2 separate regions of the Homo sapiens genome follow, and region 1 is linked to region 2. A link is an interaction called in ENCODE POLR2A ChIA-PET data of the cell type or tissue named here. Cell type or tissue: Panc1. All regions are shown on one strand. Each heading gives the region's core, and the rest is flanking DNA. Links, peaks and the distances in the headings are about the cores only.

Region 1 (12,250 bases), core at 1,943-9,942, 140 kb before region 2:
CATTCAGAAAGGCTTTTAATAAAAGGCAACACCCATTTATGATAAAATATCTTAGCTGACTAGAGATAGAAGGTAATTCAGCTTAGTAAAGAGCATCATGAAAAATTTACAGCTGACATCATACCTAATGATGTAAGCTGAACCCTGAGATTGCAAAAGAGATAACAATGTCTATATCCCCCTATTCAATACTATATTGGAGATCCTAGTAATGCAAGAAAAGAAGGAGGGAAAAAGCATAAAATTCAAAAGAAAATTCTAAAACGTATGTATTCATAAACATGGTTGTTTAGGGCATTTTAGGCATAGTTTGGGGATACTGCAAGTTTTGTTCCAGACTACTGAAATAAAGTGCATATTGTAATAAGGCGAGTCACGCAAATTTATTGGTTTCCCAGTGCTTATAAAAGTTATATGTAAGCAGGGTGGAATGGGTCACGCCTGTAATCCCAGCACTTTGGGGCCATGGAAGGTGGATTGCTTGAGCCCAGGAGTTCAGGACCAGCCTGGGCAACATAGAACCTGTCGCTACAAAAAAAGAAAATAAATAGCGGGGCATGGTGGCACACACCAGTGGTCCCAGCTACTCGGGAGGCTGAGGCAGGAGGATTGCTTGAGCCCAGAAAGTCAAGGCTGCAGTGAGCTGTAATCGCATCACTGCACTCCAGCCTGGGTGATAAAGTGAGATCTTGTCTCGAAAAGAAAAAGTTATATGTACACTATGCTATAGTCTGTTAAATGTGCAGTAGCGTTGTGTCTTAAAAAATGTGCATACTTTAAAAATGCTTTATTTAAAAAAAATTCTCCTGATCATCTTGAGCCTTCAGGGAGTCATGATCTTTTTGCTGGTGGAGGGTCCTGCCTCTATCTTGATGGCTGCTGACTGAGCAGAGTGGTGGTTGCTGAAGGTTCGGGTAGCTGTAGCAATTTCTTAAAATAAGACAGTAATAAAGTTGCCACATCAATGGACTCTTCCTTTCACAAAAGATTTTTCTGAAGCATGGGATGCTGTTTGATAAGCATTTTACCCACAGTAGAACTTCTTTCAAAATTGGAGTCAATCCTCTCAATCTTGATGCTGCTTTACCGGCCGGGCGCCGTGGCTCACGCCTGTAATCCCAGCACTTTGGGAGGCCGAGGCAGGCGGATCACAAGGTCAGGAGATCGAGACCATCCTGGCTAACATGGTGAAACCCCGTCTCTACTAAAAATACAAAAAAAAATTAGCTGGGTGTGGCGGCGTGCACCTGTAGTCCCAGCTGCTGGGGAGACTGAGGCAGGAGAATGGCATGAACCCAGGAGGCGGAGCGTGCAGTGAGCTGAGATCTCGCCACTGCACTCCAGCCTGCATGACAGAGCAAGAGTCCATCTCAAAAAAAAAAATAAATAAATAAAAATAATTCTATCGGCCAGGCGTGGTGGCTCACGTCTGTAATCCCAGCACTTTGGGAGGCCAAGGCGGGGCATCACCTGAGGTCGGGAGTTTGAGACCAGCCTGACCAACATGGAGAAACCTTGTCTCTACTAAAAATACAAAATTAGCTGGGTGTGGTGGCGCATGCCTGTAATCCCAGCTACTCAAGAGGCTGAGGCAGGAGAATTGCTGGAACCCGGGGGCAGAGGTTATGGTGAGCCAAGATCACGCCATTGCACTCCAGCCTGGGCAACAAGAGCAAAACTCCATCTCAGAAAAAAAAAAAAAAAGAATTCCATTAGCTATATCCAAGGTTTGATATATATCTAGATTTTTTTTTCTCATGTATGATGAAGTCTCTGGATTCCTGAGTGTTTCTTTTTAACCTATTTAGGGTGTGGTGGTTTCATTTCATAAAATTGGGAGTTGGGAGAGAGGTATTTGTTGTGGAGTTCACAGTATTATTGTATTGTGGTGAAAAAACATAGTCTATAAAAGGAAAACACAGGAGGTGTAAATACCACTACAGTCAAGATTTTAAAACTATCCACTGACCAGATGTACTGGCATTGAACTGTTGATTTTTGTCCTCAGGCTGGTGTCAAGTGATGCCATCCTTTTGAGTGTTCCTAGGTCTCTTCCTTAGATATATGAAAATGTTTCTCAGAAGTCCTGATATCCAGCCTCCCCCAACAGTAGACTTTTACTCACATCTGTTAGGCTAGACAGAGTCCCGTGCCAAGTCATTGAGGAGGGAAAGTGGGATTATCGTTCTTGGCCTAATCTAATCAGCACCTACCTCTGAGGTTTAGAGATAGTCTTTAAGGCACTCTGCGAAGGCAAGATACATGAAAAACAGTTGGAAGCACAACTGGTTAAGCAGCCAAAAGAGTCTTCGGTTGTCTCTGAGTTGCTATCTTTCAATATGCCTGGGTGTCAGCCAATTTATTGGAAGGGAGAAAGAATATTGGTTGATCTGGAGAGTCTGATAATTGGCATTCTGTTAGGAGAACCTCTGTTATGCTTATTTAAAGGCCCTTTAACACAGTTCTATTATTTCGAGTTTTTACAATGTGAAGTCTTCTGTTTGTTGTAACTCTTTTTTTTTTTTTTTTTTTTTTTTTTTTGAGACGGAGTCTCGCTCTGCTGCCCGGGCTGGAGTACAGTGGCGTGATCTCGGCTCACTGCAAGCTCCGCCTCCCGGGTTGACGCCATTCTCCTACCTCAGCCTCCCGAGTAGCTGGGACTACAGGCGCCCGCCCCCACGCCCGGCTAATTTTTTGTATTTTTAGTAGAGACGGGTTTCACCGTGTTGGCCAGGATGGTCTCGATCTCCGGATCCACCCACCTTGGCCTCCCAAAGTGCTGGGATTACAGGCGTGAGCCACTGCTCCCGGCCTGTTTGTTGTAACTCTTAAACGAGGACTTGTTTTCTAATCTTTGGTAGCTGTGCTTCTGTGGAGCTACTTTCCTTGGGAGTCCTGTTCCTTCAGAGCAGCGTCCAGGTTCTCTCTCTGGGGACTTAGTACACTCACTCTTTCTGGACCAGTTTTTATGTTAATTTCTGTGCTTGGGATTCTGTGTGTCTCTCATGCATCAGTGATTTCTAATGAGTAATTCTTTTCCTACCCATAGCCTAAGAGTCTTTGTTGCTTCATTGGGCTAGTAAGTAAAGTTTTTCTAAAGGTCTCTATTTTTACAGGGATAGTCAACCTTTGTGACTTTCTTTAACTTTATGCAGAAAGGTTAGTTCCATCTCCTCCTGAGCCCCAGTCCTGGGATCTCCTCCCTAAGGCTTATAACCCAGTTTTTAACCTACCGCTCCCTCGCCCCACCCCCGTAAGTTATTTCCACTTAAACTCATCAGCTATAACTGAATTCTTTGTTATTAGCACTTCTCCTGCTTTGGCTAAAGCTCAATACCTAATTATTATTTTCTTTTTATGCACTATTTTTATGAGTTTGGAGCAAGAGGGGAGGGTCATGTTGGGTTCCTTCACAATATTTATCACAAGTACAAGTTCCAATTTAAGCTAATTTATTTTCAGTCTGTTAGGATTTTTTTCTCCTTCTCTCCTAATTTTTGTCAACTGTTATTTTTGTAATCATTCTTTTTCTTCCTGAAGTCTTCAAAATCCATCAGATGGATTTGATTGTTGCTTTTTAGATATATATCTGTTGCAAAGTTTTTGCCATTGCTTATGGGATGGGATGAATTACAGCTCTCTTAAACAACAGTTTTCTGTGGAAAGGCAGCAGAAGGCAATGATGAAAGATGTACTTCCTGCTCTTCATCTCTATTTCTGAAATCTTATTTTGTTTCCTGAGTTTCTGTAAGAGTTACTTCTGCTTAAAACTTCTGCCTTTACCCAAACTTTATGGTGTCTTCTGGAATAGTTTATTTTTCCAGTATACTTTAAAGAAAAAAAAACCTTCGGTTCTCAGCCTGCTCATGACATCCAGCTCCTGTTGCTTTGGCTCAGAGTTCCATTCTACCTCATGATAAACACCTTCGTATCTCATTATATCTTAAATTCTCTAAGCTCTAGGAGCAGACTTACAGAGGGAGCATACTGTACTATTTAAATGAGCCATGACAGGCCTGGGAGTGGAACTTACTGCTGGGAAGTAGACCAGGTGGTATTAAAGGGGCTTGTTCCATGTGGCAATTGCTCCACCCGTTAATACTGAAGTAGAAAATTGGAGGAGTAAACCACGTTCAGTTGCTAATTTCCTGTGGAGATAAGACAGACACACTGTGCTTGTGTATTTCCATCTCTCCATGTAAAACTGTATTGGAAAACATTTCTTTTTATTTCTAGGTCTGATTTTTTTGTTGTAGTTTTATTTTATTGGCAGAGTTCATGTAGCTAAACCCCTCAGTGCTTCAATTTAAGACATCGGGAGATGAATGAAATTGTTATGTTATTAAGTAGATGCTGCAGCTCTGCTTGCTAGGGATGAAATCCTATTTTATGAAATAATATAGTGTGAAGCTGTCAGTAATTTCCAATTGTAGAAGAGGCCTAATCAGAAAGTTGGGTTTTTTTTGTTTTTTGTTTTTTGTTTTTTTTAGACAGGCCCAGACAGTTTTTTGACCAGACATCTATACATGTTTCAGTGAGTTAATTACTCATTTTATTGTAATTTCATCTGTTAGAAAGTACCCAAATAATTGCAAAGTTTATGTATATAAACTTTTATGGATATATCACAGGCAAACAATAGGTGATCTTTGGCATGGTTGTAGTTGGGAGGTTTCAGATGGAGATACTGTGGGCACATGCCCTCTTCTTCCCAGCTGGCATCCTGGGAAGTGCTGACGGGCTCCGGAGCAAGTGAGGCCCTAGAGACTGTTTATGACACGTCAGTGTTCATTTGTGTCTCATCTCTTTGATCGCTAAGAAGATACCTGTTTTACTAAAGCTCAGCTGTTGTCAGTTTCTTTGGATTGATTGTCTTAAAGGGAAAGATAAATCAACTTTGTTTTTTTCCTGAAGATAGCTAATCAGGTCATTTAATTTTGGACCAATAAGTAAAAGAATAACTGAGTTTAATGAGTATTGCGTAAAATAAGTTCTTGGTGATTTGACCCTGGGTTGACTTGGCATGAATTTTCTTTCTTTTCAACTCCCTGCTGCCCACTTTGTGGTGTTGTATGAATAATGAGTCCACAGGCCCTGTAAACATGTTAGGTGAGGTGTTTGTTGTTTATTAGTAGTTGGGATTAAATAGAAGTTGCACACTGAAATTGAGTGAAGTGACTTTTCTGCAGTTAACTTGGATGTCATTGGTTTGAAGGAGTTTTTCTGTTGCAGCTGCTTGTCCTACTACTTTTAGCTGTGGGTGCATCCTTTCTGCGTCCTGCTAAAAATTATATTCTTGTTTTCACTTTTAAAACCTAAGACGGTTCCAGAGCTGTGTTTGGTTTTTGCTTTAAACTAATGCCCGAGCGCCCCTTTAGTTAGTCACCAATCACTGTTTAGGTAAGTTGATGATTCCTTTTTGCTACCCAAGATTTTTTTATTTAAAATTGAGCATTTTTAACTTGCTTTTTAGGTCAGAGGATCAATGTCCTCTGTGGTATTCCTCCTCCATCTAAGCTTCTTAAAGCAGTATTATAAATAGAGGCTTTCAACCTAAAAAGTACTGTGTATTTCATTGACTAGAACTGAACTGAACTGTAGGCTAATAAAAAGTACCAAATGAAAATATTATGGTATCTCATTGCACTCCATTGTAGATGTAATGTAGTGTGACCAGCAGTAGCTTTGATTCATTGTAAATCCCATCTGAATACTGACAACAGTTCAAAACATCAGGAGATAAACCTCAAAGGTCACATTTGTGTGAATGGTCATTGTGCATATAAGACATCATTTTATTATTTGAAAACTAGTAGTGTAGCTCTTAAGACAGGGCAGTGTCCTAACCTCTGACAGGGATAGAGGCGAGAGGAGAATCAGTGGGCTGCCAAACAGTCATGTGTTCATAGGTGAGGTTCTGTTTCTTCTTTAGCTGTTACTATTGTTATTATTATTATTATTATTATTTGCATGAATGGTAGCAGTTACTTCACAGGCAAATTTCCTATGAATCCCAGAGTATTGCAACAGATTAGCAGCAAATAAAGACCTGAGATAAAGAAAAAAAAAATGCTTTTATTCAGTTATATTAAAATTAGGACATTTCAATAAAAAACTAAAGCAGCTTATGTTGTTCTGCATGCATAAATTGAAAGAATACTTGAAAATTCTTCAAACTTGATGGTAGACATTATCTTACAGCTTTCTTAAAGGAAGTCAGTTTCTTGGCAGTAGGACAGAGGTTCCCAACATTACTTGGTTCTAGCACAATCACTAAATTTTTCGTGACTTTTAGACCAAAATAAATACTTAACAGTTCCTAACAGTTTGTTGTGTTCCAACAGTTTGTAATCATGTCAAAAAATAATAGACATATTAGTAATAATAAATTGAAAGAAAATATTTTAATTTCTTATTACTTACTCATCAAATGTGTGATTGTTGGGCATGGCACAGTTTTTTAAACCTTGGAATCAGATTGGCCACTGCCAACTTCATTTCTTGTTCCACGCTAATTTCTGTGCAGAACTGTGCTGTGCTTTTAGTCACAGTGCTGCGGTCTGAATGGTTATGTCCCCCCAAAATTCATGTGTTGAGATTCTGACCCCAAGGTGATCATATTAGGAGGTGTGGAGCCTTTGGGAGTGATTAGGTCTTGAAGGTGGAGTTCTTATGAATGGGATTCGTGTCCTTGTAGGAGAGACCCCAGAGAACTCATTTGCCCCTTCCACTGTGTGAGAAAAGCTGTGAGTAGATGCCATCTGTGAACCAGAAAGCGGACTGTCACCAGATACTGAATCTTACAGCACTTTGATTTTAGGCTTTCCAGCCTCTGGAACTGTGAGAAGTAATTTTTTGTTGTTTATAAGCTACCTAGTTTATGATATTTTGTTACAGCGGCTTGAATAGACTAAGATACACCGCAACCATCAAAAACTCAATTTCGAAGAGATGGAATATCATGAACAATAATTTTGCATGATGTCGTATTGAACTGTGAAATACCACAAGCTAGTAATTTGCACACTGTCTGACAGCACTGTGTTTCTCAAAATTTAAAATGCTCTGCAGTACCCCTGTGAGTTCCCTGGGGTGCTGCAGTGCACAATTTGGGAACTGTGGTAGTATTGTAGATAGTAAGATTATCTAATAATAAGTATTGATGACATCTTAGTTTAGGAATAATTATTAGTATGTCAGACTATAGGGGAAGTGAGTAAATCATATACTAGGTTGTTATCAGAATGATTATGAATTTCTTCACCCACCTGTGGAGAGACAGCATGGCCTATTTTTTTACTCTGACCCCAATAAGAAAAGTATTCTGTACCTTCCCCCTTCTCTCTCCCTTTTTGTCTCTTCGTTATCTCTCACTCTTGCTCTAACAGACACACACATAGTGAAATAAGTATTTAACAAAACAGTATTCTCATTATGTGCACTCTGACTTTTTTTTTTTTTTTTTTTAATGTCTCCTTAAGACCTACTGAACTGACGGAAACTAGTTAAGGTCACAGACTCGAGAGACTGACGACTTTAAAATGGCCTTCACCATTTCCTGTCTGTGTGACTGTAAGCAAGTTATGTAACCTCTCAGTTACTCAGTTTCCTCGTCTATAGAGTGGTAATTTGTAATAGTACCTAGTGCTGAGGGGATTTGTTTTCTTTTGTTTTGTTTTGTTTTGTTTTGTTTTGTTTTGAGACAGAGTCTCGTGCTGTCGCCCAGGCTGGAATGCAATGGTGCGATCTTGGCTCGCTGCAAGCTCTGCCTCCCGGGTTCACGCCATTCTCCTGCCTCAGACTCCTGAGTAGCTGGGACTACAGGCACCCGCCACCATGCCTGGCTAATTTTTTGTATTTTTAATAGAGAAGGGGTTTCACCGTGTTAGTGCTGAGGGGATTTTAAGGAAGTTAATACATGTAAAACACTTTAAACAGTTCTTTTTTATTTTATTTTATTTTATTTTATTTTATTTTGAGGAACAGTTTTGCTCTAATCTCCCAGACTGGAGTGCAATGGGACGATCTCGGCTCACTGCAACCTCTGCCTCTTCCTCAGCCTCCCAAGTAGCTGGGAATACAGGTGCGCGCCAACAGGCCCATCTAATTTTTTTGTATTTTTAGTAGAGATGGTGTTTTACCATGTTGGCCAGGCTCGTCTCGAACTCCTGACCTCAGGTGATCTGCCTGCCTTGGCCTCCCAAAGTGCTGGAATTACAGGCAGGAGCCACACCGCGCCTGGCCATTTAAACAGTTCTTGATCAGTAATTACTGCTTTATTACTAGAATCTCAATGAATAATCAGAGGCTAAAACATTTGGGAAATTAGGGAGATGCAGTAGTTCTGTGCTCTAAAGGGTACTGCATACAGTCAAAAGGCTTTTCTGAATTTCTGCTCTTGGGCAGATAGATTGTGTATCCCTTGCCAAAGATTTTCCGTATTTATCCTCTTGAATCTGGATCCAGTTGAGTAGTAAACGGGAGTCAAAATAAGGGAGATGAAAATACTATCGTCATTACTGACAAAGCTGATTAGAGAACATGACTTTATATTTGCAGCCAAGTAGCTTCACTAGTATATCACTCCTGCCACCAGCACAGCTGCATAACTGCAGGCTTCTTACTGCGTGGCAGAGAGTAGAACAGGATGGACCTTCTGCATAAGCAGCCAGGTCTGAAGAGGGGAGAGCAGAAGGGGCTGAACTGAGTGTGTTCACCTCTTTCTTCAAAATCTGCCAATGATATAACTCACAAGGGAGGGAGACAAGAAACATAGGCACAGAAATGTGAAGAATGAGAATATCACCTTAACAAAGGAAACATTTTATAAGGATACAGGAGGTCCATAATCAAGTTCATGTTTTGTAACTTTTAGTAGTTAGGTATCCTTTCTGGCACAAACTTTAAAAACAGATACACCAGGGTTTGAATTCTGCCTGTGTCACTTAATTGCACTGGCTTAGGCATCCTAGAATTTCTAAGAGCCGTAAAACAGACAAAACTACTTGGCAAGAAAAATTGACCACTGACTTCTCTCCCCTGTTCTGTTGATACAACATTAAATTTATCAATGTTTGTTTTTGTCAAACTTCAGTAGTGTTAGAGGTATGAGATCAGCCTTAGTTGATTAGAGGTATGAGATCAGCCTTAGTTGATTAGTAAAAAGGATTTTATATGCCTAAGATAGCAAGAGAGATATGCCTTTGATCTTTCTTATTTATAGGAAAATAATTTATTAACCTAATTTTTATTGTCACTTCTAACCTAAATACATAGTTGTCCTATTAATGGGGACCTTTTTTTCCCGTGAGCATCTGAAACAGTCTTTTTTTTCTATGTATGTGAAGTGGTAATAGTTTTTCTCGTGTATCAGGCAACTACCAACTTATTTTAGACCAGAAATTCTTGGAAATGGTACCGATCCAGTTGGCATAAAATGTGCAAGCACTATTCTATTGATTCCTCAAAAAGATGCAATTGCTTTACTCATAGAGTTATCAGTTATTTTTCTGGCTATTTCACTTGAAGTAGCCATGCTTTGTCTTTTTTTCTATGGAGATACGTGGCCAAAACTAAGTCTTTTCACCAGCTGGATGATAGGAAATTTGATAAAATTTGAGCAGTATAAAAACTTTCCCATTGACTTTATATGATTGAATTTCCACTATGTAAAATTAAACTAATTATTTCTTATGCTACCCAATATATAGTTTATTATTTGAAAACTATGTCCCCATTTTTCCTCAAGAACATGATTTTGTCTTTTGCATCTCAGTGCAGGGGTTGGACAGCATAATTTCTTCTCCTAGAAACACATTTTCTGCTGCTTGTAGCTACTATTTCTATTTTTTCATCAACAGCTACAGGAGTAAGTGGAGTTCCTGACATCTCTGTGTAATCAGTGGTATGATCACATACCCCATATTGACTTTTTCTTTTGAAGTTTATGCTGCTGTCTCTTCAGTACCTTGAGCTTGACCTCTAGCTTTAAGCAGTAAAGGTATCAAAGAAAATCAGTTGCCAGAGTCAGTCTGTTTGCTTGTGTCCTCCTAACCCACTGATGGCACCTCTGACTCCTTGACATTGTATTATTTGTTTCTCAGAGAAGTAAAGCAATTTTTTTTTTCCTCTGTCACCCAGGCTGGAATGCAGTGGCGGGATCTCGGCTCACTGCAACCACCTCCCGGGTTTGAGTGATTCTCATGCCTCAGTTTCCCGAGTAGTTGGGATTATAGGTGCCTGCCACCATGCCTGACTAATTTGTGTATTTTTAGTAGAGACGAGGTTTCACCATGTGGGTCAGGCTCGTCTCAAACTCCTGACCTCAAGTGATCTGCCCAGTTTGCCCTCCCAAAGTGCTGGTATCACAGGCGTGAACCACCACACCCGGCCAAAGCAGTTTTTTTTACATATAGACATTTAATATATTGACTTTGGTTGATTCTTACCTCACTTCCAAGATAATTGTTTCTGTTAAATTACATGTATTTTTAGGCTTGAGTCATCCACTATATTTATGAGTTGGTCATTTCTTTCATGAGTTGAGCTTGTTTTTAAAAGTTCTACTTTTAAAGTCCCCTTCTGTCTCTCCTGCAGCCACTTTCACTGTAACATTTATCATGTTATTCCTGGCAGCCAGTCTTCTTAACTCTCCATCATTACTTTTGGCAGGTTACAGCAGTATCACTTAGGGTTCTCTTAGTTCATTTTTAATGAACATCCAAAAGATGCTCCTATTGCAATAAAACCATAAGAAAAGATTAATAGAATAAGGGTTTATTCTATTAATAGGCAATTTGGGGCTGCTACAGTGGCTCCATGATACCAATGGTTCTGGGCTCTTTCTTTTCCGCTATCCTTAGTATATGGCCTTCTTCCTCCTGCTTGCAAAATGGTGGCATACAGAAGCCTTTCCTACATATTCCAGAATATGAAGAAAGACAAGGGGGAAAAGGGACGTGCCAACTGGTTAAACAACAATCACCATATCAAAGACCCACCCACTAGATTTCTTCTTCTTACTGGCCAGAACTTTGTAGCGTGCCCACCCTCTATACACAACAGGCTGCAAAGGAGGCTGGAATATCACGTTTTAGTTGGGCAGTGACTATCCAGTGCAAAATCCAGATTCCGTTAGTAAAGGATGTTGATGGAGTGGATGGATATTAAACAGAGATTCAACTTTCCTGTTCAGAAACGTGTTATAACTCCATATATTGCTTTAATTCTATCTATCCTAGATAGACTTACAAGGCTAGAATAAGACCTTTAGAGGCACTAACCAACCACCAAAAAGAGGCTAATCACCTCCCATATGTAAATCAAATTGTACAAAAAATTGAAAAAAATACATGTAAAGACCGAAAACATTTTGATTTATCCTATGACGTTTCAGTATTTTTCTGGAAGTATTAAATATTCTAAAATTTTTTTTTTTGCCCGGGTACGGTGGCTCATGCCTGTAATCCCAACACTTTGGAGGCCAAGCTGGGCGGATCCCCTGAGGTCGGGAGTTCGAGACCAGCCTGGCCAACATGGTGAAACCCTGTCTCTACTATAATACAAAAATCAGCCGGGCATGGTGGTAGGTGCCTATAATCCCAGCTACTCGGGAGGCTGAGGCAGGAGAATTGCTTGAACCTGGAAGGCGGAGTTTGCTGTGAGCCCAGATCACACCATTGCACTTCAGCCTGGGCAACAGAGTGAGACTCTGTCTAAAAACATAATAATAATAAATTAAATTAAATTAAAGTGTGTGGTAGTGATAATGGGCTGGAGGGTATGGTGAGTCTATGTTGCTGACATGCTAACCCACATCCTGTCTACTTCATCAGTATTTCCTATTGTATTAGAAAGATGAGAAGGTTCCTTAAATTTTTAACTCCATAGAGGTGATTCATTTACTATAAAGCCTTAAGAAAAATACTTACCCTATCTGGGCCTCTGTTTCTCCATCCATGAAATGAGAACATTGATCATAATAGAAAAGTAGGCAAAGAATATAATCAAGCAATTCACAAAACTATACACGCAGATGACTAATAAAATTATAAGAAAATATTAAGCCTCACTTATGACAAAAGAAGATTAAATTTAAATAAAAAGTTCCTTTCTAAAAATGTAACATAGTAGCAGAGATGTAATACCCAGTGGCAATAAGAATATAAAGAAACAAGTATTTGAGTGTAAAGATAGTCTGAAGTAGTAAACGAGGGCAACTAGGTGTATTTATCAAAGGTTTTAAAAAATG
Region 2 (12,250 bases), core at 1,313-9,312:
GTAAATGTAGCATTGGGGCCATAATGACGTTTTGGCATCATATTTGGTACAAGCAAATATCATGACGAGTTCATTTTTTAACTTCTTTTTTCCTAGTGCAGAAAAGTATATTTAAGTACAGTTCATTATAGCTGTACAACCAATTTGGCCTGACCACATATCTGATGATTTTTAGTAGGACCCCTTGCCAATGTATTGAGGTCGCATGTGGAAAAAAGTTATAACTTACGGGTCCTGTAAGGCATTCTCTTTCTACTTGGCAAATGTCCCTCTTCCCTCTTGAGATTAGGCAGTGGCAGTTCTACCTTGTGGGAAACACAGTTTCTTTTCTAAGTGGACTGCTCAAATTAGATAGGGAGAAAAGGGAAGAGATAAGGGCATTTCCCACATGATTGACATGGTTCATGTGTTCCGAGAGGCTTAAGTAGTTTTTTTACAGATAGATTTGGGGACTATACTAGTTGGGCAGTTTCATATGCTTTCACAATGATACATATTTTGGGAGTATTTGTGGTATTTTGATACCTCTATACAATGTAAATGATCAAATCAGAGTAATCCATCACTTCAAACATTTATCTTTTCTTTGTAAAATGAGTTTTTATCCCGGATAAACAATTTAGAATTTCATTCTTTTTTAAGTTTTCTTTCTTTCTCTTTTTTTTTTTTTTTTTTTCCTTGAGACAGAGTCTTGCTCTGTCGCCCAGGCTGGAGTGCAGTGGTGCCATCTCGGCTCACTGCAAGCTCCGCCTCCTGGGTTCACGCCATTCTCCTGCCTCAGCCTCCCGAGTAGCTGGGACTACAGACGCCCGCCACCACGCCCGGCTAATTTTTTTTGTATTTTTAGTAGAGACGGGGTTTCACCGTGTTAGCCAGGATGGTCTCGATCTCCTGACCTCGTGATCTGCCCTCCTTGGCCTCCCAAAGTGCTGCGATTACAGGTGTGAGCCACCGCGCCCGGCCTTTTTTTTTTTTTTTTAATAGAGACAGAGTCTTGCTATGTTGCTCAGGCTGGTCTCAAACTCCTGGCCTTAAGCAATCCCCCTGCCTCAGCCTTTTGTGTGTGTGTGTGTGTGTGTGTGTGTGTGTGTGTGTGTGTGTGTGTGTGTGTGTGTGTGTGTGTGTGATGGAGTCTCACTCTGTCGCCCAGGCTGGAGTGCAGTGGTGTGATCTCAGCTCACTGCAACCTCCACCTCCCAGGTTCAAGCAATTCTTAATGCCTCAGCCTACTGAGTAGCTGAGACTACAGGTGCGCACCACACCCAGCTACTTTTCATATTTTTAGTAGAGACAAGGTTTCACTGTGTTGGCCAGACTGCTCTCGAACTCCTGTCCCCAAGTGATCCACCCACCTTGCCCTCCCAAAGTGCTGGAATTACAGGCATGAGCCACCACACCTGACCTCAGCCTTATTTTTTAAGTTTTCGATTGGACTCTGAAATTTTTCAGAATACCAGATGCCATCATGTTTATTTAATCAATTAGCCATCAGCATAAAATGCATTTAAATCTGTTTGAAAATTTTTTTTTTTTTTGAGACAGATCTTGCTGCAATGCCCAGCCTGGAGTGCAATGGTGCGATCTCGGCTCACTGCAACCTCCCCTTTTCAGGTTCAAGCAATTCTCCTGCCCCAGCCTCCCAAGTAGCTGGGATTACAGGCATGCGCCACCATGCCTGGCTGATTTTTGTATTTTTTTAGTAGAGATGGGGTTTCACCGTATTGGCCAGGCTGGTCTCGAACTCCTGACCTTAAGTGATCTACCCGCCTCAGCCTCCCAAAGTGCTGGGATTACAGGCATGAGCCACCGTGCCCGGCTGAAATTGATTGTTTATTAAGAATAAGGATCTAAAAAGTCAGCATCCGCAGTCATAGTGGTTGTAGGAGTGAGCTAATAATATCTTTTTAAATTCTGTTTTACTATAAGGAATTTGACCTTCTCAATATGACCATTTATCACATTGCCCCCTTTCTTCGTGGTCATACTTTTTTCTGCCAGTTTTGTCAGTCAAAAGTAATTACCTAAGATAAGCAGCTCTTTCAGCCTTTGCAGCCCAGATGTGGCATTTGTGATGGCAGCTCTATACCCACAAACATGCGCGTGTGCACCAAAAGAATGGGAATAAATTGCACAAATCCAGTGAAAATCCCAAAGGTGATTTTTTTAAATCAATGTATTCATGAAAGAAGATAGAGAAAACCAAGCTTTTAAAAAATGAGGAATGAAATAGGGATATGTTACTTGGCATCATGGGGGTGTAGTAACAGAACCGTGATGAGACGGTTTCGTCATTGGCGCACAGAGTGTGCTTGCATTTAAAGTAATTTTACCTTTGAAGACTGCACCTGGAATCCTTTGTAAATTTTCCACAATGAGTATACTTTTTGTTGTTGTTGTTGTTTTGAGACAGAGTCTCACTCTGTCGCCCTGGCTGGAGTGCAGTGGTGTGATCTCTGCTCACTGCAGCCTCCGCTTCCCGGGTTCAAGCGATTCTCCGGCCTCAGCCTCCCACATAGCTGGGATTACAGGCGCACGCCACCATGCCCGACTAATTTTTGTATTTTTAGTAGAGACAGGGTTTCACCATGTTGGCCAGGCTGCTCTCAAAATCCTGACCTCACGTCATCTGCCCACCTTGGCCTCCCAAAGTGCTGAGTTTACAGGCATGATCCACCATGCCCGACCACAAGTATACATGTATGCCCAGAAATAAAATACAATATTTTTGAAAAGTTGGTATTGTTTGCAAAAAACTATCCAGCTCCCCCACTCTAAATTCTCTACTTGATTGAAACACTGTCTTCCTTCTGTGACTGGCTGTGTTGACATGCCTGTCATAGGTAGGAAATTCCAGCCCAGAACTGGTACCGTAAACCTGCTGATTAGGAGTCTCTTACAGAGCCCAGCAGCCTTCCACAGCAGAACTTTGGTGTTTATCGTTTATCCTTAGAGAGAGAGAGAGAATTTTAAAAACAAAAGTAATGCTAAATTGATTAATTTTCTCTGGTTTGTCTAGCCAGGCTCCAGCTTCTGTGTAATATACTGTATAGGCCTAAACTGAACTCTGATCTTTTTAGCAAGCTGAAGATTGTTTTAGCCACTAAGCCCTTGCTCTTTATTCTCTTTTAATTATTTCCTGGAAATAGTATTAGAAACAAAGGAAATGTGCTATATGTATTATGCAGCCATGAAAAACATAGTTTCGGTCATATATAATGTAGTGAACAGTACTGACAATATAATGTTAAATAGATAATGTATCAAGCAAAATGTGAGGTGTGATACTGTTAGAAGCTGATTTATATAAATTTATTAAAAGACTTGGCAGGAAAATTTCCAAAATGTTACAAATGATTACTTCTTTTTTATTTTTTTTTATTTTTTTGAGACAGTCTCGCTCTATCGCTCAGGCTGGAGTGCAGTGGTGTGATCTCGGCTCACTGCAAGCTCCACCTCCCGGGTTCACACCATTCTCCTGCCTCTGCCTCCCGAGTAGCTGGGACTACAGGCACCCGCCCAGTTAATTTTTTGTATTTTTAGTGGAAACGGGGTTTCACCATGTTAGCCAGGATGGTCTCGATCTCCTGATCTCATGATCTGCCCTCCTCAGCCTCCCAAAGTGCTGGTATTACAGGCGTGAGCCACCACACCCGGCCAAATAATTACTTCTTGATGGAAGTGTATGCAAAAGTCTTATTTCCTTTATATTTTTCTTTTTTCCCCCAATTTTTTGGAGTAAAATATATATTGTTTTCATAATAAAAACATAAAACTTTATTTCTTAAAAAAACTCTTGTTGAAAAAGAAATAAAGGAACGTGGCAGGAGCAGTCCTCTGAGGGGGTCCAAGGAGGAATCAGTGTTACTGTGGAAAGTAATACCAGGCCTTGCTTCTGTTGACTTGAAGATTATTGAGCTCCCAATTCATTAGTTAGGCCAGAGGTGTCCTGTTCATGAAAATTGCCAGGCCGGTGACATGCAACAGGTGCAGACCTGCTGTGTGAGCCCTGGGAACACACTGAGATCTGCCAGCGTTTTGGCGGTGCTTCGCAGTGCTCACAGCTGCTGTGTGTCAAGCAGGGGCTGCTCTAATGCTTCAGTGTTCTGTGATGGTGAGGTCTGGCCCCACTCTCTTCCTCAGCACTCCAGGCTTTGACCAGCTACCAAATACCTGGCCAGACTATTGTCACGAGAGCTGCCAAATGAAATCCTGGGGCAGGAGTCATCAGTCATTTAGTGTGCTTCCAGAAGGAATCAAAGGAGTAGCTGTTCAAGCAGGGGAAAGGAATGAGAAAAGAAAAAACGTAGAGCAAGTCTGTTACTTAAGAAAAACACAGAACCAATGTTACAACTAAGAATTTCAGAGTCCTTGGCTGTGAGTCAGGTGTTTGGTGTTATATAGGGATTTATCAGTCACTGGTTCAGAAGAATATCGGATAACCTCTGTGAAATAAATGAGAAGAGCATAAGCCAGGATGAGACAGAATTCGTAATGAGTTCCCTCATCACATCTCTTGGCCAAGAAAAACATGCACTTTCTCCAGAGGCAGAATTTTTCTTCCATTCTAGGAGGTGGAGGAACACTTGGAGTATATGTAGTCCAGGCTTTCAGATGAGCAGTTTCACTAGCAGTTTTTTGTAATCTACTCATAAATAAGTGAAAAGAGAAACTGTGAGGTAACTGGAGTCTTTCTGTATCAGGAATAGCATCTCTGTAAAAACAAGTTAGTCCTGTGCTTAATTCCTGCCTCGATACAGAGCTGTCCGTCTGGTGTGAATATATGAAGCCAGCGTTCTCTTCCTGTCTCCCAGAAGGGCGGCTGCGTGTGACAGCGTAAATGTGTGACAGTATGTGAAAATGTTTCTGTAATCCTGAAGATTTCAGTAGTGATTAGAAGAGCTTTAGTCTTTGGTCAATTTTCTTTGACTTGGAAAGCATAAAGAATATTTGAACCTCTCATTTCAGACTGACCTTGACTTTCCTCATTTTATTTTATTTTATTTTATTTTTTTGCCTTAGATCATCCAGCCCCTCTTAGAACTTGACCAAAATAGAAGTAAATTAAAGTTGTACATTGGACACCTGACAACCCTCTGCCATGACCGAGACCCCCTGATCCTCCGTGGACTCACTCCACCAGCTTCCTATAACTTGGACGATGACCAGGCGGCTTGGGAGAATGAGCTGCAGAAGATGACCCGGGGGCAGGTGAGCCTCTCACTCAAACTTTGAAAAGAGCCTGTGAAAATCCAGTTGCTGTGTAGGTTGATGCAGTGGGGGCTACCTTGGGGAATCCAGTTGCCGTGTAGTTGATGCAGTGGGGGCTACCTTGGGGAATCCCGTTGCTGTGTAGGTTCATGCAGTGGGAGCTACCTTGGGGAATTCCATGTTTAGATTCAAGATTTGGGGGGTGGGGAGGGGTTTCCAGATATAATTTTTAAACTGATTTTTAATTGATTTTTTACTGTTTTATTTTTTTAATTCACCAATTAAAAATGTATGTTTCTCATGTACAACATGTAATTTTGAAATATGTATACATTGTGGAATGGCTAAATAGAGCTAACATATACATTCCCTCACATACTTTCCATTTTTGTGTGTGTGTGGTGAAAACACTTTAAAATCTACTCTCAGCAATACATTATTATTAAGTATAGTCAGCATGTTGTACAGTAGATTTTTTTTTTTTTTTTTTTTTTTTTGAGATGAAGTCTTGCTCTGTTGCCCAGGCTGGAGTGCAATGGTATGATCTCAGCTCACTGCAACTTCCACCTCCCAGGTTCAAGCCATTCTCCTGCCTCAGCCTTCCGGGTAGCTGGGACTACAGGCGCGTGCCAACATGCCCGGCTAGTTTTTTGTGTTTTCAGTAGAGATGGGGTTTCACCAAGCTGGCGAGGCTGGTCTCGAACTCCTGACCTCAAGTGATCCTCCCACCTTGGCCTCCCAAGGTGCTGGGATTACAGGCGTGATTCACCGCGCCCGGCCAGTTGTACGCTAGATCTCCTGAAGGTAATCCTCCTGTCTAGTTGATATTTTGTAACTTTCAGCAACATCTTTCCAGCCCCTGGTAACCACCATTTTCCTCTTCGATTCAAGTTTCTTGGCAATGAATAGTCTTGAACAGATATTTGGAATTACCTTTTGAAGGAAGTACGATTCTTGGCTCAGTGTAACTTACTCAAGTATCCGAAAGGGCTGATTTATAAGGGAGAAGGCTAAGGACGATCTGTTAACATTGCCATCGGTTATTCCATGAAGCGGTAGCCACTGAAGGAAAGTCTGAGTAGTTTAGGTTAATCCCATGTCTTAGACCATTCAGGTAGCTAAAACAAAGTAACACAGACAGGGTGGCTTATAAGCAGCAGACATTTATTGCTTTCTGTTCTGGAGGCTGGAAGTCCCAGATCAGGGCCCCAGCATGGTTGGTTTCTGGTTCCTTGTGTCCTGTCGCATGCTGCTGACCTCATGACCTAATCACCTCCCAAAGGCCCACCTCCTAATACCATCACGTTGGGGGTTGGGATTTCACCATATGAATTGAGGGGAGGAGGGTAAACATTCCATCTATAGTACTCCCTAGACGACATTTTCTGTTTACTGTCACTTGTAAAAATCCAGTGATTCTCTTTTTTACATGTTGTGATTTTTAATGCAGTAAAAGACAGGGTAAGGCTAGCCTGGAGACAAAAAATCAGGAATAAAAGAAACAGAAGACAGGATGAGAACAGGCATACAGTACAGACATGGAAAGTGAAGGAAAGAAAAAGTGAATAAACATTGAGACATAGAAACAGAAAAAGAGAAAAATAGGTCAGTTTTTGAAATATTAACTTAAAGCTCCTTTTGCTCCTAGTTTACTGATAGAAGTCAGTGATATTCCTTACCCCCTATAGATTCAATCATACCAACAGAAGGCTAAAGAAAGGCACAGGTGGTGTAAACTTACTAAAACTCTTCATCAGAACTTTGAAGCTACTTACTATTTCTAGCTAAATACTTTCTATTTCTTAAATATTGTTTGTTTACTCGTGTGTGAAGGTAAATTGTATTTAATACAGAACTTCCTGTGGTGTGATATTAAAGATGACAGTGAAAACCCGCAAGTCAAGAAATGCAAACTGGTGAGCCTTAGAGCTGTACTTACTTTCCCGTGATGTGGATGTTGCCTAATAATACACGGACATATTTCACAGCCTAACTAGTTACCCATCATTTATTTGATGTGTGAAGACAAGGCCAACTTCTCAAATTTAGCGTGTTGACATAGGAATTTTAATCTCTTTCTTTCTTGAAAGAGGAAAAAAATGTAACGAACAGTATTAAATTCAGCGAGGTGCTGTGGCTCACACCTGTAGTCCCAGCTACTCAGGAGGCTGAGGCAGGAGGATTGCTTGAGCCCAGGAGTTCAAGGTTACAGTAAGCTATGATTGTGCCACTGTGCTCCAGCCTGGGTGGTGACAAAGTGAGACCCTGTCTCTAAAACGAAAAAAAAAAAAAGGACAGTATTAAATTCAATTCCTAATAGCTCTTTTTGATATTGATAACCATATACTAAAAATGTAATGGAAATAAATACATACACAACTACAGTGCAACCAAAAGCCCATTGGAAACAAGGCACATGGCTATTCATTTTAGAGACTTTTGCTTCAGAATTTTGCAGAAAAACGATGCTTCTTAAAAGCAGTGCTACTGGGCACAGTGGCTCCCACCTGTAATCCCGGCATTTTGGGAGGCTGAGGTGGGAGAATCCCTTGAGCCCAGGAGTTCAAAACCAGCCTGGGCAACATAGAGAGACCTCGTCTTTAAAAATAATTAAAATTATCCAGACATGGTGTCACACGCCTGTAGTCCCAGCTGCTCAGGTAGTTAAGGTGGGAGGATGGCTTGATCCCGGGCAGTCGTGGCTACAATGAGCTGAGATCGTGCCACTGTACTCCAGCCTGGGTGGCAGAGTGAGACCCCGTCTCAAAAACAAACAAACAGCAACAACAACAACAAAAAAAAAAAAACCCAGTGCTTATTAATGTATTAAAGTTTAACTGGCATTAAATTATTCCTTTGTAAAACAGTTTGTCTTTGTTTTGTTTTTGTTTTTGTTTTTGTTTTTGTTTTTGTTTTGGAGACAGAGTCTCGCTCTGTCACCCAGGCTGGAGTGCAGTGGCACGATCTCAGCTCACTGCAAGCTCCACCTCTCAGGTTCAAGCAATTCTCGTGCCTCAGCCTCCCGAACAGTTGGAACTACAGGCGCGCGCCACCGTGCCCAGCTGATTTTTTGTATTTTAGTAGAGATGGGGTTTCACCATGTTGCCCAGTCTGGTCTCGAACTCCTGAGCTCAGGCAGACGGCCTGCCTTGGCCTCCCAAAGTGCTAGGATTACAGGAATGAGTGACCATGCCTGCCCAGCTTGTCTTTGAAATGGAAAAGATATTTTTGCTCAGTCCTGTATTTTCAATATGCCTAGATGGACTTAACTCAGTCTTACCAAGGGGAAAAAAAAATCTTCAGAGTGATACCAAGATAGAAAATTTCAAACTGATTTTTCAGCAAGTTTTGAGTGAATGAAACCTGATTAATAGACTTCCCATTGCAGATTGTGTTACAGTCAAGCTACTGCACTCATCCAAACAATTGTGCTCACACACATGACTTCCGTTAATATTGTCATGTTTCCCTTTAATTGAGAATGTACTTCAGTTACTGAAGTTACTGTTTGAGGTGTGTGAAATTGTATTCTCCCCAACAGTCCCTGCGAAACGAGAGACCTGGGTCATCTACAGAGGAATACAGTAACTAACAACCCCTACTATAAGCTTCTTCATAGCTTCTAAAGGTTGGTGGAGAAACCAACCCATTTCGTGCTTCCTTACCCCAAGTAAGAATTTAAGGAAGTAATGTAGGCTGTCTAACAATACAAAATGACTTGCCTATGAAAGTATTGTGATCAGAGTTTGACTTCAGCTTTAACGGCCAAGAAACAGAAGATGTGAGTCACTGCCAAATATGCATATTGGTTTATTTTGTGTGCGTGTTTTGTTTATAGTTTTGTAGTTTTGTTTTTGTGATGCAGAGCCTTCTGCTCCTGACATTTGCATTTTTCACCTCATATCTCCAATGCATTTCACTGCCACCATGCTGCCACCAACACCACCGCCATGAGGACAGGACAAGAACTTTGTCTTTTTCAATGCTAGGGCAGTGCAGAAGGGAAATGCAGGGTCAGAGCCCCTACACAGTCCCCACTGGGGCACTGCCTAGTGGAGCTCTGAGAAGAAGGCCACCATCCTCCAGACCCCAGAACAGTAGATCCACCGCTGGTTTGCACCTTGCGCCGGGAAAAGCTGTAGGCACTCAGTTGTCAGCCCATGAAAGCAGCTGGAAGGGGCCTGTGCCCTGCAGAGCCACAGGGGCAGAGCTGCCCACGGCCCTGAGAGCCCACCTCTTGCATCAGCGTGACCTGGATGTGAGACGTGGAGTTAAAGGAGATCATTCTGGAACTTTAAGGTTTAATGACTGCCCTATTGGATTTCAGACTTGCCTGGGGCCTGTAGTCTCTTCGTTTTGGCCAATTTCTCCCATTTGGAGTAGGTGTATTTACCCAATGCCTGTACCCTCATTGTATCTAGGAAGTAACTAACTTGCTTTTGATTTTACAGGCTTATAGGCAGAAGGGACTTGCCTCGCCTTATATGAGACTTTGGACTTGGACTTTTGGGTTAATGCTGGGGGCCTGTTGGGAAGGCATGATTGTGTTTTGAAATGTGAGGACATGAGATTTGGGAGGGGCCGGGGCAGAATGGTATGGTTTGGCTGTGTCCCCACCCAAATCTCATCTTAAATTGTAGTTCCCATCATCCCCACGTGTCATGGGAGGCACCCAGTGGGAGGTAATAGAATCATGGAGGTTGTTACCCACCATGCTGTTCTCATGATAGTGGGTGGCTTCTCATGAGATTTGATGGCTTTATAAGGGTCCTTTCCGCCTTTGCCTGGCACTTCTGTCTCCTGCCACCATGATTGTAAGTTTCCTGAGGCCTCCCCAGCCATGCAGAAGTGTGAGTCAATTAAACCTCTTTAATAATTACCCAGTCTCGGGTATTTCTTCATAGCAGCGTGAGAATGGGCTGACACACTATGTCTTTCTATTTAAGGTGGGTTTCTTGTAGAGAACATATATCAAATCAGTAATTGTCTTCTGATTGAAGTGTTTAGAATATTTGCACCTGATATAATTATTGACACAGTAAAGTTAAACCTATCATCTTTATATTTATTTGTTTCATCTATTTTTTTCCTCTGTTTTTGTTTTCTTTTAAAGTAATTTTTTTTTGTTATTTTATTTTATTTCCACTAGTGGCTTAAAGCTCAACTCCCCACCCCTTTTAAGTGATTACTCTGTGGTTTACAGTGTACAGTTTTACCTTATCATAGTCAAATTTTGAAAATATAGTATACCACTTCAGGTATAGTATTGGAATCTGCCAATAGTATACTTCTATTTCCTTTGTCTCAAACTTTATGCTATCATTGGCATACATTTTATTCCTCCATATATTATAAAAGCCATAGTACATTGTTACTGTTTTTGCTTTAAATCAGTTATCTTTTTTTATTGTTTATTGTGCTAAAACATACACAACATAAATTTTACCATCTTAAAAATTTTTACGTGCACAGTTCAGTGTTATATTCATAACGTAAACTATCACCACCATCTATCTCTGTAGCTCTTTTCATCTTGCAGAACTGAAACGCCATACCTGTTAAACAGTAACTCCCCATTCTCCCTTGCCCCATATTCCATCTGCCTTCTGATTTTACTCCTGTAAGGGTTTCGTATAAATGGAATCAGGCAGTATTTGTCGTTTTGTGACTGACGTATTTCATGTAGCAAGGTTCGTCTGTGTTGCACCTTGTTTAAGGAAATGCTGTGTCAGAATTTCGTTCCTTTTTAAGGCTACTGTTTTATATACCACATTTTCCTTATTCATTCCTCCATTGATGAACACTCGGGTTGCTTCCACATTTTAGCTCTCATGAATAGTGCTACCGTGAACACGGGTGTATAAATACCTTTTCGAGACTGTGCTTTCCGTTCTTTTGGTATAAAATCAAAAGAAGAGAAATTGCTGGACTATGAGTTAACCCTATTTTCAATTTTTTGAGGAACCACCGTACTGTTTTCCACAGCGGCTGTACCAACTGACATTCCCACCAGCGGTACACAAGCGTTCCAGTTTCTCCATATCCCGGCCAACACTTGTTATTTTGTAGTCTTTCGTGTGTTTTTTAAATAGTAGCCACCCTAATGGGTGTAAGGTGGCATCACATAGTTTTGATTTGCATTTCCCTAATGATTCATGATGTTGAGCATCTCTTCATGTGCTTATTGGCCATTTCTGTTTTTTCTTTGGAGAAATATCTATTCAAGTTCTCAGCCTATTTTTAAATCAGGTTTTCTGTTGTTGTTGTTACTGAGTTTTAGAAGTTCTCTACATAGTTAGATAGTTATCCCTAATCAGATATACGATTTGCAAATATTTTCTCCCGTTCTGTGGTTATCTTCTCACTGTTACTGTGGTAATAGTGTCTTTCGATGCACACATTTTTTTATTTTCAGGAAGTCCCATTTGTCTATTTTAATCATTTATATTTTATAGAGATTAAGATTATAAAATAATATTTTTCTCATATGTTTACCATTTTCAAAAATCTTTGTTTTTTATCTGTGTATGTCTGAATTTCCATCTGTCATCATATTCCTTCTCTCTAAAGAACTTACTGAGGCTGAGAGCAGTGGCTCATGCCTGTAATCCCAGCACTTTTGGAGGCCAAAGCAGGAGGATTGCTTGAGGCCAGGAGTTCAAGACTAGCCTGGACAACGGTGAAGCCCTTATCTCTACAAAAATTTAAATTTAAATTTAAAAAATTTAGCTGGATACAGTGGTGTGTGCCTGCAGTCCCACCTACTCGGGAGGCCCAGGTGGGAGGATCACTTTAGCTCAGCAGTTCAAGATTGCAGTGAGCTATGATCACGCCACTGCACTCCAACCTGGGCTGCAGAATGAGACCCTGTCTCAGAAAATTAAAAATAAATTAAAAATAAATTTTAAAAAAGAACTTCCTTTTAAATGTCTTGTAGTACACATCTGCTGGTAATTAATTCTATGTTTTATTTGTATGAGGGAGTGTATTTTTATCAACTTCCGTTATGGCCAGAATTGTGTCCCCCCTCCCAAAATTCCTA

The links. Peaks named below come from ENCODE experiments on the same cell type or tissue, not always from the same donor. Only the 100,000 strongest peaks of a DNase experiment are listed, where the experiment ranks them.
Region 1: POLR2A ChIA-PET joins it to region 2 with 16 read pairs; 3 of 35 experiments call an interaction of 5 or more read pairs at or near these places.

What each region holds. Positions count from the first base shown.
Region 1 is chr12:1,302,267-1,314,516 of GRCh38, forward strand. The region is part of intron 15 of ERC1 (ELKS/RAB6-interacting/CAST family member 1); the gene reads left to right. Among named protein-coding and RNA genes, the nearest start is that of LINC00942, 190 kb to the right of the region's middle. RefSeq lists an enhancer at 1,305-1,847. In Panc1, for the core only: no CTCF peak of the experiment used is centred there; no DNase peak of the experiment used is centred there; H3K27ac peaks cover 758 bases.
Region 2 is chr12:1,439,543-1,451,792 of GRCh38, forward strand. It overlaps ERC1 (ELKS/RAB6-interacting/CAST family member 1), which reads left to right. Exons shown (of 19, transcript NM_178040.4): 18 at 5,020-5,208. LOC124902856 (a long non-coding RNA gene) reads left to right here and starts at 5,661. Exons shown (of 2, transcript XR_007063156.1): 1 at 5,661-7,124; 2 at 8,750-12,250. RefSeq lists enhancers at 2,549-3,048, 6,188-6,689. In Panc1, for the core only: no CTCF peak of the experiment used is centred there; no DNase peak of the experiment used is centred there.